Linked DNA regions of Homo sapiens: region 1 is linked to region 2. A link is a loop called in an ENCODE intact Hi-C map of the cell type or tissue named here. Cell type or tissue: heart right ventricle. All regions are shown on one strand.

What was found. Peaks named below come from ENCODE experiments on the same cell type or tissue, not always from the same donor. Only the 100,000 strongest peaks of a DNase experiment are listed, where the experiment ranks them.
Region 1: a loop joins it to region 2, with 7 times the contacts of the local background. A loop is called at or near these places in 9 of 110 quality-filtered maps.

The regions. Positions count from the first base shown.
Region 1 is chr16:68,891,103-68,899,102 of GRCh38, forward strand. All of the region lies in intron 7 of TANGO6 (transport and golgi organization 6 homolog), which reads left to right. Among named protein-coding and RNA genes, the nearest start is that of TANGO6, 52 kb to the left of the region's middle. RefSeq lists a silencer at 3,311-3,511. In heart right ventricle, no CTCF peak of the experiment used is centred here; a DNase peak (open chromatin) is centred at 3,419; H3K27ac peaks cover 1,350 bases.
Region 2 is chr16:69,287,508-69,295,507 of GRCh38, forward strand. The region is part of intron 5 of SNTB2 (syntrophin beta 2); the gene reads left to right. Among named protein-coding and RNA genes, the nearest start is that of VPS4A, 20 kb to the right of the region's middle. In heart right ventricle, no CTCF peak of the experiment used is centred here; a DNase peak (open chromatin) is centred at 14; H3K27ac peaks cover 387 bases.

The DNA of each region.
Region 1 (8,000 bases), 400 kb before region 2:
CCAACGTGGTGAAACCCCATCTCTACTAAAAATACAAAAATTAGCCGGGTGTGGTGGCTCATACCTATAATCCCACCTACTCAGGAAGCTGAGGCAGGAGAATTGCTTGTACCTGGGAGGCGGAGGTTGCAGTAGGCCGAGATCGCACCATTGCACTCCAGCCTAGGTGACAAGAGCAAAACTCCATCTCAAAAAAAAAAAAAAAAAGAAATTAGCTGGGCATAATGGGCATCTGTAATCCCAGCTACTCGGGTGGATGAGGCAGGAGAATCACCTGAACCGGGGAGGCGGAGGTTGCAGTGAGCCAAGATTGCACCACTTCTTTCCAACCTGGGTGACAGAGCAAGGCTCCCTCTCAAGAATTCAAAAAAAAGAAAGAAAGAAATGGAGCATGTGAGAACTGCTTTCTGTTTTGTTTTATTTTGTTTGCTTTGAAACAGAAACACGTTTATTCTTAATGTTTTTGACCATTTTGATTCCACCCACTTTTTTCTTTCTCTTTTAAATTTCTAGCCATTCCTTCCAGAAAAATTCCATCCTCCAGATATTGAAGTTAGATGCTGTACAAGCCAATGTACAGTCCAGCTTTGCTCAGTCTGCTCTCCCTTCCATGGCTGAAGTTCTATGATTCTGCTCTGTTAGTTAGCACTGATGGAATCACCTGTAGCTACAGCTTAAGGAAGGAAGGAAGAAAGGAAAGAAGGAAGGGAAGGACGGAGGGGAGGAGGGAGGGAAAGGGAAAGAAAAGGAAAGGGGGAGGGAGGGAGGGAAAGGAAAGAGGGAGGGAAGGAGGGAGGGAGAGAGGAAGGAAGGAAGGCAGGGAGGAGGGAGGGAGAGAGGAAGGAAGGAAGGCAGGGAGGAGGGAGGGAGGGAAAGAGAAAGGAAATGCATAGGGCATTGTAACTTCCCCACAAAAATAGAGCTTTTGAGAAAATAGCAGCCTACTTTGTTCATTTATTCTTTGATTCAATCAGTCACAGAAACATTTATCAGGTATTTACTGAAAGCCAGACACTTTGCCAGGTTCACAAATACAGAAATGATTAAAAACCAACTGCTGCCTTCAAGGCGTTCCTAGTCAAGTAGACAAAGAGTTACAGTAGTGTGTGGGCCATAGCTAAGATCATCCTATCGCTTATTGCAGAGCAGCCCTCTAAGCTTAGATGAAGAATTGTAAGGCTTAACCACAGACGCCTCATATCATAGCTGGCTGGATCTGCGAAAGAAAGCCGAGGTGCAATTAGGAAGAAATGTGGAAATCCCCAGACTGCCACTGGGGTTGTTGGTACCAGTCTGTATCCTTGCCTAATCTGTTTTCATTGATCCACATTGGCCTCTGACTTTGCCCCTCAGCTCTTGCTACATGTTTGTATTTGAAAAGCCACGGGTAAGTGGAGGTTCAGTCTTTCTTTTTTTTTTTTTTTTGAGACGGAGTCTCTGTCTGTTGCCCAGGCTGGAGTGCAGTGGTGTAGCATGATCTCGGCTCACTGCAACCTCCGCCTCCTGGGTTCAAGGGATTCTCCTGCCTGAGCCTCCCGAGTAACTGGGATTATAGGCACCCACCACCACATCCAGCTAATTTTTTGTATTTTTAGTAGAGACAGGGTTTCACCATGTTGCCAGGCTGGTCTTGAACTCCTTACCTCAGGCAATCTGCCCGCCTTGGCCTCCCAAAGTGCTGGGATTACAGATGTGAGCCACTGCACCCGGGCCAGGTTCAGCCTTTCTTCCAGGCATCCTTTCACTTAACCCCAGAGAGGCTTTTATCACACCACGCAATTGAAAAGCTACCTTAAGTTCTCTCCCTTCACTTCTTCAGCTTTCCCATATCTTGGTATTTTGTTTGGGGATCCCTAGTTGTGGAAATACCTAGAGTAACCAGAAAACCTTTCAACTGAACATGATTTCATCTTTAAAGGACTAACTTCAGGACTGATAGCATAACAGAAAGCATATGAGGAAGAGTTAGAAACTTGTTACATCTGGTCACATTGAAACTTCAGTTGTTTTGCATTTTTTGTTGGAGTGGTGGTTAATTTTTTTCAACTAGTCTCACGTCTTAATGATTGAGGTACCAAAAGGGAATGAAGGAAATGAGCAAACTTGCAGTCAAGTCAGAGAATCATAGATGAGATACGAAAGAGGCCTTACAGCACCATTCATCCAACCTTGTTTCACAGATAAGGAAACAGAGAAGTCCACTGATTTGTGTTAAGTCACACAACTGGTCAGCGGAAATATTCATAAATAACTCTGTGTAAGACATACCCAACCATTATACCATTAAAAAAGGGAACTTTCAGTGATATGCTTCTTAGGAACATCTTTATCGTAGGTAGAAATCATACATGAAGTGGCCAGGCACAGTGGCTCATGCCTGTAATCCCAGCACTTTAGGAGGTGGGGCTGGCGGACCACTTGAGATCAGGAGTTGAGACCAGCCTGGCCAACATGGTGAAACCGTGTCTACTAAAAATACAAAAATTAGCCGGGCGTGGTGGCACGCACCTGTAATCCCACCTACTTGGGAGGCTGAGTCACGAGAATTGGTTGAACCCAAGAGGCGGAGGTTGCAGTGAGCCAAGATCACGCCACTGCATTCCTGCCTGGGCGACAGAGTGAAACTGTGTCTCAAAAAAAAAAAAGAAAACAACCAAAAAAAAAAAAAAAAAGGAAAAGAAAAATAACACGTGAAGTATTGTATTGTGTTTCAGAACTTGAATTCCCATCCCACTTTGCCTCCACGTGATCAGGGAAGACCTGCCCCCCGCCCCGCCCCAACTAGAAAGAGACTAAACATAAGCACAGTCCAAGGAAATCACACAACACCCAGGTGTTGGGGCACAGAGGTGGAGCGGTCAGGCCCTGCCCTCCATGGGGCAGGAACAGCTTGTCTGTTGTGCCTTCGCTGCTTCCTCAGTCCATACTGTCACCAGTCCAATGTGGAGGAGGCTGGAAGGAACTACCCCAACCATTTCTTCCATGTGTAGTATGATTTCATGGGAAGGATTATTCCTTTTTAGTGCATTGTTTGGCTATTGTAAGTGCTGGCTGAGTTCGAAATGCAGCATTGGCTGAATCAGTCCAGCCTCTCATTTCCCTGAATAGGTTACCAAACTCCAAATATAAGCCAATGATCAGGGGACGATAAGAGGGAAGTGACCAGATTCTACTTTGGGAGTGTAAATAGGGTAAATAGGGAGTGTAAATGTTGGATATCAGGTGCAGACTGAACTTTAACCTGCATAGGAGTTCAGAACTAGACAAGAGATTGGAAGAAGGGGGCTGTCCTTGGAAGCAGCTGGCCAGAGTATACCCCTGGAGATCTACTGGAAAACTTGGTATTAATAGAAGGGAGCTGTATAAGTAGGAGGAAGGGGAGGTGTTACAGAAGCCGCTGTCCATGGTGCCACACGGACACTTCAGCTCCAGCTTGCAGAGCTTGCAGGACTAGGGTTATTAAAAGCCTGACATGCTGGCATACTGACTCTGAGGGTGGGGACAGCTGGGATAAAATTGGTATAGGCTAGGAACTGAAGCAATGAAAATCTCATTATGCACAGGGGAAGGAGGTAAGTATTGAGAGGCCAGGGGTATGTGTTTGGGGATTTTTAATATTGTAGTAAATACATACGAGATTTACCATTTTAACCATTTGAAATGGTATAATTTAGTGGCATTAAGTTTATTCACGATGTTGCTCAACCATCACCACTATCTAGTTCCAGAACTTTTTCATCACTGTACGTGGAACTCCCATATCCATGAAGCAATCAGTCCCCATTCTAACCTCCGAGTCCCTGGCAACCACTAATCTGCTTTCCCTCTATGTGGATTGTGAATGGATTTTGTCTCAGACAGATCTGGGTTTATCCTGGTTCTGCCCTTTGCTAACAATGTGTCTTTGCTCAACTGACTGACTGCTTCTTTGAGCCTCAGTTTTCCGCATTTTTAGAATAGGAACAAAAATGCTTCACCTGCAGGACTCCTCTTATGAAGACTTTCTGTATGTTAAATGTTTGGCTGAATACCTGGCTCACTCTTGAGTGGAATGCAGTACATGGTAGTTATTGTTTGCTTCATAAAAGCAGTAACAATTAGCCAGGCATGGTGGGATGTGCCAGTAGTCTCAGCTACTCGGGAGGCTGAGGCACGAGAATTGCTTGAACCCGGAAGGTGTAGGTTGCACTGAGGCGAGATCATGCCACTGCACTCCAGCCTGGACCACAGAGCAAGACTTTGTCTCAAAAAATAAAAATATAAAATAAAAAAATAAAAGCAGTAACAGTGGGCTTCCTTTAAATTGTGTACTACTGTATTCACTGCCTATTCACCAAAAATTCAGGTAACACTACTTCATAATCTACTCTGATAGGTGCTGAAGAAGGGAGCTTGACTTTTGCCTTCCAGGCTAGTTCAGGGGTTGGGAGATAACTATGTACTATATTCCTGGACCAATTATATGTCACAGGCTCTAAAGTGCAATTGGAATTTAAAGAAGAAAAATCATTTCATAGTGGTTAGGTGCTCAATATTTGAATGAATGAGTGAGTGAATGAATGAACAGTTGAAGAGTAAATATATGGCAGGCTTATGGAGGAGGCAGAACTTGTGCTGGATCAATTTAATAAGTACCATTGCATATCTTTCATCTCCAAAATCAATCTGGTCATTAGGATGCATAGCTGTGCTTAAGGCAGATAAAAGAAACTGTATTTTTAAAAATTATGTATTTTTATTATTTTAAAATTTTAATTGACACATAATTGTACATAGTTATGTGAAACTGATTTTGATTATTGTTTTTAGATGACTAGTCCAAAACTTTTTAATTTTAATTTTATTTTATTTTATTTTATTTTTTGAGACAGTGTCTCACTCTGTCACCCAGGCTGGAGTGTCTCACTCTGTCACCCAGGCTGGAGTGTCTCACTCTGTCACCCAGGCTGGAGTGCAGTAGCCATGATCTTGGCTCACTGCAACTTCTACCTCCTGGGTTCAAGCAATGATTCTCATGCCTCAGCCTCTTGAGTAGCTGGAATTACAGGCCCACCCCACCACACCTGGCTAGTTTTTGCATTTTTAGTAGAGACAGGGTTTCGTCATGTTGGCCAGGCTGGTCTCAAACTCCTGGACTCAAGTGATCTTCCCTCCTGAGCCTCCCAAAGTGCTGGGGTTACAGATATGAGCCACCACACCCAGCCCAAAGCTTTTATTTTTTATTTTAATTAATTTTTTAGAGACGGAATCTTGTTCTGTTGCTTGGGCTGGAGTGCAATGGCTCACTGCAGCCTCAAGCCCCTGGGCTCAAGAGATCCTCTTGCCTTAGCCTCCTGTGTAGCTGGAAGTACAGACATGCACCACCATGCCCAGCTAATTTTTATTTTTTGTAGAGATGGGTTCATGCTATGTTGCCCAGGCTGGTCTTGAACTCCTGGGCACAAGTGATCTTCCCACCTCAGCCTCAAAGTGCTGGGATTATAGGCATGAGCCACTGCACCCAGCCCAAAACTTGTAAAGGTTACATGTACTTCCATCAAGGAAGTTTAAAGGGAGGTAGATTTGAGCTCAGTACCGAAGAAATTTACTATTAGTGTTGGAAGGGAGGTGGCAATTGTGTATAGATCAAGGAGAGGCCATTGACATTCTTTAAGATACTGTAGAAAGCATTTATTTATCAGATTGAAACAGAAGAAAACCTTAATTCTAAATCTTTTCACTTAAAAAAAAGTCCTATGTCTCTGTTTCTATCCGTGAACTTGGTAGATACTAGTTGGTAAATTGGTAAGGGTTATTCTTTTTTATTTTTTTATTTTTTTGAGATAGAGTCTTGCTCTATTGCCCAGGCTGGAGTGCAATGGCATGATCTCGGCTCACTGCAACCTCCACCTCCTGGGTTCAAGCGATTCTCCTGCCTCAGCCTCCCGAGCAGCCAGGATTACAGGTGCACACCACTACGTCCAGCTAACTTTTGTATTTTTAGTAGAGACGGGTTTCACCATGTTGGCCAGGCTGGTCTCGAACTCCTGACCTCGTGATCCACCCGCCTCTGCCTCCCAAAGTGCTGGGATTACAGGTGCCGTGAACCGCTGTGCCCAGCTGATAAGTGCTACTCTTAATTTTTCTTTCTCTTTCTGCATGCTCTTCCCCTCATCACTATCCATTTAACCTGCTTTATTTTTCTTCCTAGCACTCGTCACTACCTGGTATTATATAGTTGTTGTTTCTTGCCTGCCTCCTCTACTAGAATATTAGCTCCTTGAAGCAGATACTTTGTTCAGCACCGTATCTGCAGGGCTGCAAGTGTGCTAGCACAAAAGTGGCACTCAATAAACATTTGTTGAATCTTTATATAAAAATAATATATACGTATAAATAGCTGTACATTATTTCCTAAATTTTAGGCACAAGTAGTACTTGTTCATTATAAGAAGATATAGAAAAGTATAAGGAAGAAACAAACAAAAAATTAGCGGATTTTTTTTTTTTTTTTGAGACGGTGTTTTACTCTTGTTGCCCAGGTTGGAGTACAGTGGCATGATCTCGGCTCACTGCAACTTCCGCCTCCTGGGTTCAAGCGATTCTCCTGCCTCAGCTTCCCAAGTAGCTGGGATTACAGGCATGTGCCACCATGCACTGCTAACTTTGTATTTTTAGTAGAAATGGGGTTTCACCATGTTGGTCAGGCTGGTGTCGAACTCCTAACCTCAGGTGATCCACCCGCCTCAGCCTCCCAAAGTGCTGGGATTATAGGTGTGAGCCACCGCCCCTGGCCAAATTAGAGGAATTTATCAGCAACAACATATAACCCTGAGGAATGTGCTCAGTTGAGTTCTTGTTAAAGTTTGGGGTGCTTTGGCCCTATCAAGCCAGTAAATAATGAAGACTTAACTCCATTTGTTTTTTGTTTTCTTTGTTGTTCTTGTTTGGGGGCTTATTATTTTTTGTACAAAAAATCCTGGTAAGGAAGGATGGCTCCACAGGGATTACCTCCGAGAACACAGGATCCAAAGCCGAACAATAGGTCTTTACGTTATCTGGAAGAATCTCTTCTTTTGCCTCCTGTAATTGGTGATATCATCATTAGGCCTATACATGACTTCTGAACGCTGCTGTACACAGCACTTCATTTAGCTGGGCTTATGGAGATTAGATCATGCACAGGAAGCTGGCTCCTTGGCTAACAGGCTCCAGAGAGGAGTCAGGAGGCTTAAGGGATGTGAAAAATTAGGGCTGATTTTTAAGAGACAGGATTCACTGGAAAAGCACAGAGATTTTTCCAGCTCATGAAAGTGCCTCCATGATCTTTAGTTTCATGAACAACGTTGATTCCTACTTCAAAACTCTTTCTATAAATAAGGGCCTCTTTGAGCTTCCCTTCCCTTCCTTTTATTGTGTTGTATTGTATTTTATTTTTTATAGTGATGGGGTCTCACCATGTTGCCAAGGCTGTTCTCAAACTCCTGGGCTCAAGTGATCCTCCCTCCTTGGCCTCCCTAAGTGCTGGGATTACAGGTGTGAGCCATCACACTGGGCCGCTTTCACCCGCAAAATAGGGCTCCTAGTAGTGACTTTGTGAGATTGTTATAATTTTAACAAGCTAGCTCTTTAAAGAATCTAGCATAGTACTTGGAAGATAAAAACCTATTATGATTCCCAGAACATACACCATGAGCATAATCATTGTCAGCTCATTTTCTTTCTCTTTTTACCATTATCACTGTCCATACTATCAGGTTTTAATTAACTTCTTATAACAGAATTACATTTTGAAATCCTATTGTGTTTAATTGGAGTTTTGAATAACATTTTTGTACTTCTTAAGATACTTGCAATTATCTGCCTTATTATTATTATTATTATTATTATTATTATTATTGGTTTACTTGGCTGGGTGCAGTGGCTCATACCTGTAATTCCAGCACTTAGGGAGGACGAGACAGGAGGACTGCTTGGGCCCAGGAGTTCGAGACCAGCCTGAACAACATGGCAAAACCCCA
Region 2 (8,000 bases):
TGCAACAAGCCAGGATTGCGCCACTGCACTCCAAGCTGGGAGATAGAGTGAGACTGTTTCCAAAAATAGAAATGCTGGAAGCGGTTGCTTATGCCTGTAGTCCCAGCACTTTGGGAGACTGAGGCAGGCAGATCACTTGAGGCCAGATCGAGACCAGCCTGGCCATCATAGTGAAACCCCGTCTTTACTAAAAATACAAAAATTAGCTGAGCATAGTGGCACATGCCTTAAGTCCCAGCTACTCGGGATGGTGAGGCACAAGAATTGCTTGAACCTGGGAGGCGGAGTCTGCAGTGAGCTATGATCACACCACTGCACTCCAACCTGGGCAACAGTGGGAAACTCTGTCTCAAAAAATATATATATATATATATGTATATGCATTGGGCCAAGCACGGTAGTTCACGCTTGTAATTCCAGTACTTTGGGAGGCTGAGGTGGGCGGATCACTTGAGCCCAGAAGTTCAAGACCAGCCTGGGCAACATGGTGAAACCTCATCTCTATTGAAAAAAAAAAGAGTAAATGAGGTTTAAAAAAAAATACAGTATTGGAGGTGAGGCACGGTGGCTTACACCAGAATCACACTGGGATGCTCTGTGTTCCTGTGGGCAGTCGAGGGGTCAGGCCAACACATTCATGCCGTTGCTACCATCTGGGGTCACTGTATTGTCCTCAAGAATTCAAGGGGATATGCTTCCCAAAATCAAGAGTGCAACTTGGATTTTCAGCATTTTTTAGTTCATGTTGTTTCTTTGGTGTCTAGCAGCTAAATTTCATTTTTCAGGTTAAAGCTTCCCAGGCTCATAGTTGTTTAAATATGATGGCTAGAGGAAAGGAAGAGTGAGAGCCAGCTGGTTCCTTGTATTTTTAAATAGACAAAAGAAACATATTTTTCGGTAATTTTACACTTTTTTGTTCTTATTCACAGCTGTATTTTTTTAAATCAACTTCCCTTTAAAGCCATATAGCTGTATTTTAATATTACCTTGGTAACTGTTAGAGTAGCTAATATTCAAAAGACAAAAAATAACAGATGCTGGTGAGGATGCAGAGAAAAGCAAACTCTTATACACTGTTGGTGGGAATGTAAATCAGTATAGCCATTACGGAAAACAGTATGAATATTTCTCAAAAAGCTAAAAATAGAACTACTGTATGATCTAGCAATCCTACTATTGAGTATTTATCCAAAAGAAGAGAAATCAGCATGTCAGAAAGATACCTGCACCTCCATGTTTATTGCTGCACTATTCACAATAACAAAGATAGAGAATCAACCTAAGTGTCCATCAGCAGACAAATGGATTAAGAAAATATGGTATATATACACAAAGGGATACTATTTGGCCATAAAAAATATTGCAGTCATGTCATTTGTAGCAACATGGATGGAATTGGAGGTCATTATGTTAAGTGCAATAAGGCAGGCATAGAAAGACAAATGTGGCATGTTCTCACTTATATGGGAGCTAAAAAAGTGGCCAGGCGTGGTGGCTCACACCTATAATCCCAGCACTTTGGGAGGCCGAGGCGCGCGGATCACCTGAGGTCAGGAGTTCGAGACCGGCCTGACCAACATGGAGAAACCCCATCTCTACTAAAAATACAAAATTAGCCAGGTGTGGTGATGCATGCCTGTAATCCCTGCTACTCGGGAGGCTGAGGCAAGAGAATTGCTTGAACCCGGGAGGCAGAGGTTGCGGTGAGCCAAGATCGCACCATTGCACTCCAGCCTGGGCAACGAGAGCTAAACTCCGTCTCAAAAAAAAAAAAAAAAAAAATGTTGATCTCATGGATGTAGACAGTACAAGATAAATACCAGAGGTTGGGATGGGCGTGTTGTGAGGGGCTGTGAAGAAGGGTTGGTTAATGGGTATAAACATACAATTAGAAAGAAGGAATAAATTCTAATGTTCAAGAGCAGAGTGTGGTGACTATAGTTAGCAATAATGCATTGTATAATTCAAATAGAAGAAAGGACTTAAAATGTTCCCAACATATAGAATTGTTAAATATTCAATGTGATGGATACCCTAAATCCCTTGACTTGATCATTACACATTTTACACATGTAACAAAATATCAGGTAACAAAATATCGCATGTACCCCTAAGATATATACAAATATTACATATTAATATAAAAAAGATTACACTGTGGTTCGCACCTATAATCCCAGCACTTTGGGAGGCTGAGGCAGGTGGATCACTTGAGCTCAGTCTGGGCAACATGGCGAAACCCCGTCTCTACAAAAAATTAAAAAATTACCCAGGCCTGGTGGTGTGTGCCTGTAGTCCCAGTTACTCAGGAGGCTGAGGTAGGAGGGTTGCTTGAGCCCGAGAGGTCAAGGATTCAGTGAGCTATGATTACGTCACTGCACTCCAGTCTGGGCAACAGAACAAGACCCTGTCTCAAAAGAAAAAAGGAAATTGTTGGGAGATTCAGAACTGTCTGTTAAAACTATAGTTGGCAAAAAGAAATCAGTTAAGCTGTTCCTTGTCTCTATGTTTTGGTTATAGTTTACCCATCTAGAAACATGTCAATGAATACCTACAAAATGTGACGAGTAAATTCAATACATAATCTTCCTAATGTTCATTTAGTTTTAAACCTTGATTAGGCTATAGTTACAGTAGAGCTAATCAGTGATCCCTCTGGTACAGAAGGACTTTCTCCTGCTTGCAAGTATGAACTTCAAGATGAGTAGGCATAGAATGCAGCTCTCTTCCTCAAGTACAGAAAGCCATTTCCATTTGTCACAGGATTTGAAACTATTTTAAAAATTGTATAGTATACTTTTAAAGGCTTATTTTCATCATACCAATTATTTAAGCCATTAAAGTTTTTAAGTCATACGAGAACTTTATGAAGGCACTTTATATGTCTGTAGTTTTGATGATATGAAGACTAAGAAGCAGTAAATATAGGTAGGAATTACGTTAATAAAAATGAAGAAAATCTAGGAGAAGAGAAGAAAAACAGGCATTTACAAGGATTTATATTGTTAAAATATATGAAGAAAGAGTTTTCTGTGACCATATTATTCACCATTTCTTAGAAATTATCTTGAGTCCTTTTTACTCATCGGTTTGGCAAATATTTTTCAGTATATACTCTGTGCTTTTACTAGCTATAATAAAATAAGGTAAGCATAGCCCCTATTTTTCAAGTAGGAAGGACAGAAACCAAAAGAATAATAGGTATGTATCAGGATTGTCATAAGGCATAAATGAAATACAGGCATCATCTAACCTTCACACACAACTCTCTGGGGCAGATGTTGTCACCTGCATTTTCAAGATATGGGAACTGGTGTTAGTATGGTTAGGACTTGAACTGGGGCCTTTTTGGGCTCCAGAACTAGAGCCTTAAGCCCTGAAATTTCTCTAAATGACTCACACTTATGACCAGGTTAAACTTCTGAAGGATATACAATATCAGTCTAATTTGTTAATACATATTTACTGAATGTTTTAGTATTTATCAAGTGCTGTGCTTTGTAATAAAAGAAAAATAAGTAAGATGTACTTCATGCCTTTGACCAAATAGCAATAAGAGAACACAGTGTCATGTTCTTTTCTGTGACCCTGGGCATGATGAACCTGTTGCCTATACCTGATGGGCTGGCTTTTCCTATGTGCAGTCACTGGGAAGGATGCCCCAGCCTTTCTCTGAGACAGTTCTGGGCTGTCAGGCCAGGTCTAACCTGAAAGACCTACTCCCTTCTGAGGTGCTCTGAGTAACACACACAGTCCTATGGCTGCTAGAGAGATGGGCCTGGGGACTTGCTGGAAACACTAGATAGGGCCCCCCAGAGCCCCAGAAACAGGACCTGTAGCATAGAACTCTGCCATTAGGTTCTTTATCCCTCATGACACACTGATAACCACCAGCAGTTCTCATTTAAAAAAACACATAGTTGGCCCAGCGCTGTGGCTTATGCCTGTAATCTCAGCACTTTGGGAGGCCAAGGCAGGAGGATTACTTGACACCAGAGTTCGAGACTAGCCTGGGTAACACAGCAAGACCCCCCATCTCTATTTAAAAAAAATGAGCTGGGCATGGTGGCATGCACCTGTAGTCTTAGCTATTTGGGAGACTGAGGCAAGATAATCACTTGAGCCCAGGAGTTTGAGGCTGCGGTGAACTGTGATCACACCACTGCACTCCAGCTTAGGCAACAGAATGAGACCCTGTCTCTAAAGAAAATAAAAATAAAAAATAAATAAAATAAGCCTGGGCAACAGAGTAAGACCGCGTCTCTATGAAAAATTTTGAAAGTTAGCCAGGCATGGTGACACATGCCTATAGTCCCAGCTACTCAGGTGGCTGAAGTGGGAGGATTGCTTAAGGCCTGCAGGTCCAGGCTGCAGCACTGCACTCCAGCCTGGGCGACAGAGTAAGACCCTGTCTTAAAAATAAATAAATAGGCTGGGCACGGTGGCTCACGCCTGTAATCCTAGCACTTTGGGAGGCCGAGGTGGGCGGATCATGAGGTCAGGAGATCGAGTCCATCCTGACTAACACAGTGAAACCTCGTCTCTACTAAAAATACAAAAAATTAGCCGGGTGTGGTGGCAGGTGCCTGTGTGGTGGCAGGCACCTGTAGTCCCAGCTACTCAGGAGGTTGAGGCAGGAGAATGGCGAGAACCCGGGAGGCAGAGCTTGTAGTGAGCCAAGATCACGCTATTGCACTCCAGCCTGGGCGACAGAGCGAGACTCTGTCTCAAAAAAATAAATATAAATACATAGACACAAAGTGGATAACATATACACTGGTTGTACTATCTACACAAAGTGGATAAATACAACACTGGTTGTATTTACCATTGTTCACCTTATTTTTTATATATATATATATATATATATATTATATATATATTATATATATATATATATTATATATATATTATATATATATATATATTATATATATATAATTTTTTTTTTGAGACAGAGTTTTGCTCTTGTTGCCCAGGCTGGAGTGCAATGGCACGATCTTGGCTCACTGCAACCTCCGCCTCCCGGGTTCAAGCAATTCTCCTGCCTCAGCCTCCTGAGTAGCTGGGATTACAGGTGCCCACCACCATGCCCAGCTAATTTTTTTTTTTTTTTTGCATTTTTAGTAGAGGCGGGGTTTCACCCTGTTGGCCAGGCTGGTCTTGAACGCCTGACCTCAGGTGATCCACCCACCTCGGCCTCCCAAAGTGCTGGGATTACAGGCATGAGCCACCACGCCCGGCCGAGTGTTCACCTTCTTATAACATCAATTTTTTGATTTATTATTTATTGAGCAAGTTTTCCTCCTAGCTTTATTAAATTACTATCGGGGAGCTTCTTAGAACGCCATCTCTAATGTATGTTTTATACTTAACAACATCCCCGTGGTGTGAAAAAGCCAGTGCCTCACCCCACAACCCCCAACTTAGGAATCTGAGAAGTAGTAGTCAGAGCAGTAGAAGGAAAACCGGGATTGGTGGGGATGGTAACAGCCATGGAAACCAGAGGAAGAGTATTTCAAGGGAGGAAAAGTCAGTAGGAGTAAATGTATTAGTTGGGATGATTTATGCTAAAAATAGTAGGACATGGCCACTAAAACTAGAATAAATATTAAATATCTTGCATAAAAGAGAGCAAGAGTGAAAGAGAGAGGGCCCTTCTCTTCCTAGTGATAGATCTTTTCAATCTGATTGAGTCAGTTTGGCTCATATGTCCAGTCTGAACCAGAACAATCACCAGGGGAAACCCATGCTTTGACTGACCCAGAAGCTGTCTATCCATAAGTCGGGAGTACCCTTCCCTGAAACACATTAGGACACAGTAAAAACCTGAATAAAATTGAGGTTTGCCTATAAAGAAGAATAGAGAAATAGAAGCTGATAGACAGCCAACAATTAGTACTACAAGTGCCAAGTAGGATGAGGCTGAAAAAGCAGGTTGGATTTAGCGATATGGAGATAATTGATGTCCTTGGGGAGAGATGCAAAACGATGTAATGGCAATGGCAGATTGCAGAGGTCTGAGGAGTGGACGTGAGGTGAATCATGGGCAAACTGAGTAGACAGCTCTTTCAAGAAGTTTTGATATGAAGAGGAGGAGAGAGGGGGAGTGGTACTTGGAGGTAAGGTACAGAGTTGAGTAGTGGCATTTCTTTTAATAATGAGAGAGGCTTGAGCATTTAAAAAAGTGAATGGGAGGGATCTGATTCAGAGGGACATGTTGAAAACACAAGAGGTAGAAGTAGTAATCAATCTTTTACAATTTCTAGGAAGGTGGAGGTAGATGCAATCCAAGGCACAGGTGAGGGGATTGGCCTTAGCCTGGAAGAGGGACAGATGGAAGAGAAGAAATAACGGAGGGAGATGTAGAGCCTATCTTGGCTGTTGAAGTGGGCAGTGCCTTTTACTGCTCAGTAATTTGGGCCATAGACATCCCTGGCTTTTTCTCCATCCCTAAATCCAACTGCAGTTATAGGCCACTTTTATGTTGTTTGAATTTTTATTTTATGTTTTTTGTTTGTTTGTTTGTTTGTTTTTAGAGAGACAGTCTCATTCTGTTGCCCAGGCTGGAGAGCAGTGTCACGAACATGGCTCACTGCATCCAGGCTGAAGCAATCCTCCCACCACAGCCTCCCAAGTAACTGGGACTACAGGTGCATGCAACTATGCCTGGCTAATTTTTGTAATTTTGGTAGGGATAGAATCTCACTATGTTGCCTAGACTTGTCTCAAACTTGTGGCCTCAAGCAGTCCTCCACCTCAGCTTCCCAGAGTGCTGGAATTACAGGCATGAGCCACTGTGCCCAGCCAGTTGTTTGAATTTTTAAAGTTACATCATGCTTGTATCATCAGGAAAAAAAAAATTGTTTTTTGACTAAAGAGCCATCAGTCAGTCCCATACACTGAAACTCTTATCACTATAAAGGATTTTACAGGCTGGGCATGGTGGCTAATGCCTGTAATCCCAGCATTTTGGGAGGCCAAGGAGGGTGGATCACCTATGGTCAGGAGTTTGAGACCATCCTGGCCAATATGGCAAAACCCTATCTCTACTGAAAAAAAAAAAAATACAAAAATTAGCAGGGCGTTGTGGTGCGCCCCTGTAGTCCCAGCTACTAGGGAGGCTGAGGCAGGAGAATCGTTTGAACCCAGGAGGCGGAGGTTGCAGTGAGCCGAGATCATGCCACCACACTCCAGCCTGGGCGACAGAGCGAGACTCCATCTAAAATAAAATAAAATAAAAGCACCTACCGCAGAGCCCTGTGTTTATGTACCTTCCTCTCTTGATACCTGAAGAACTGTAGTTTTTGATTTTTTTTTTTTTTCGCTCTGTCACTCGGGCTGGAGGGCTGGAGGGCTGGAGTGCAGTGGTGCAATCTCAGCTCACTGCAACTTCTGCCTCCCAAGTTCAAGCAATTCTCCGGCCTCAGCCTCCTGAGTAGCTGGGATTACAAGCACACACTGCCATGCCTGGCTAATTTCTTTTGTATTTTAGTAGAGATGGGGTTTCACCATGTTGCCCAGGCTGATCTCGAACTCCTGAGCTCAGGCAATCCACCTGCCTCGGCCTCCCAAAGTACTAGGATTACAGGTGTGAGCCACTGCGCCCAGCCAAAACTGTAGTTTTTTACCCCTTTAACTTCAGTACTTACTATTGTGCTGCTATTGTGTGTCTTTTTCTATTTCTGGTAACAACCCTGTTAAACAAAATCAACATACTGAATTTTTTTTTTTTTTTTTTTTTTTTTTTTTTTGAGACAAAGTATTGCTCTGTCTGCCAGGCTGGAGTACAGTGGCCCGATCTTGATCTCTGCTCACTACAACCTCTGCCTCCCAGGTTCAAGGAATTCTCCTGCCTCAGCCTCCCGAGTAGCTGGGACTACAGGCGTCTGCCACCACTCCCGGCTAATTTTTGTATTTTTAGTAGAGACAGGGTTTCACCATATTGGCCAGGCTGGTGTCGAACTCCTGACCTTGTGATCCACCCGCCTTGGCCTCCC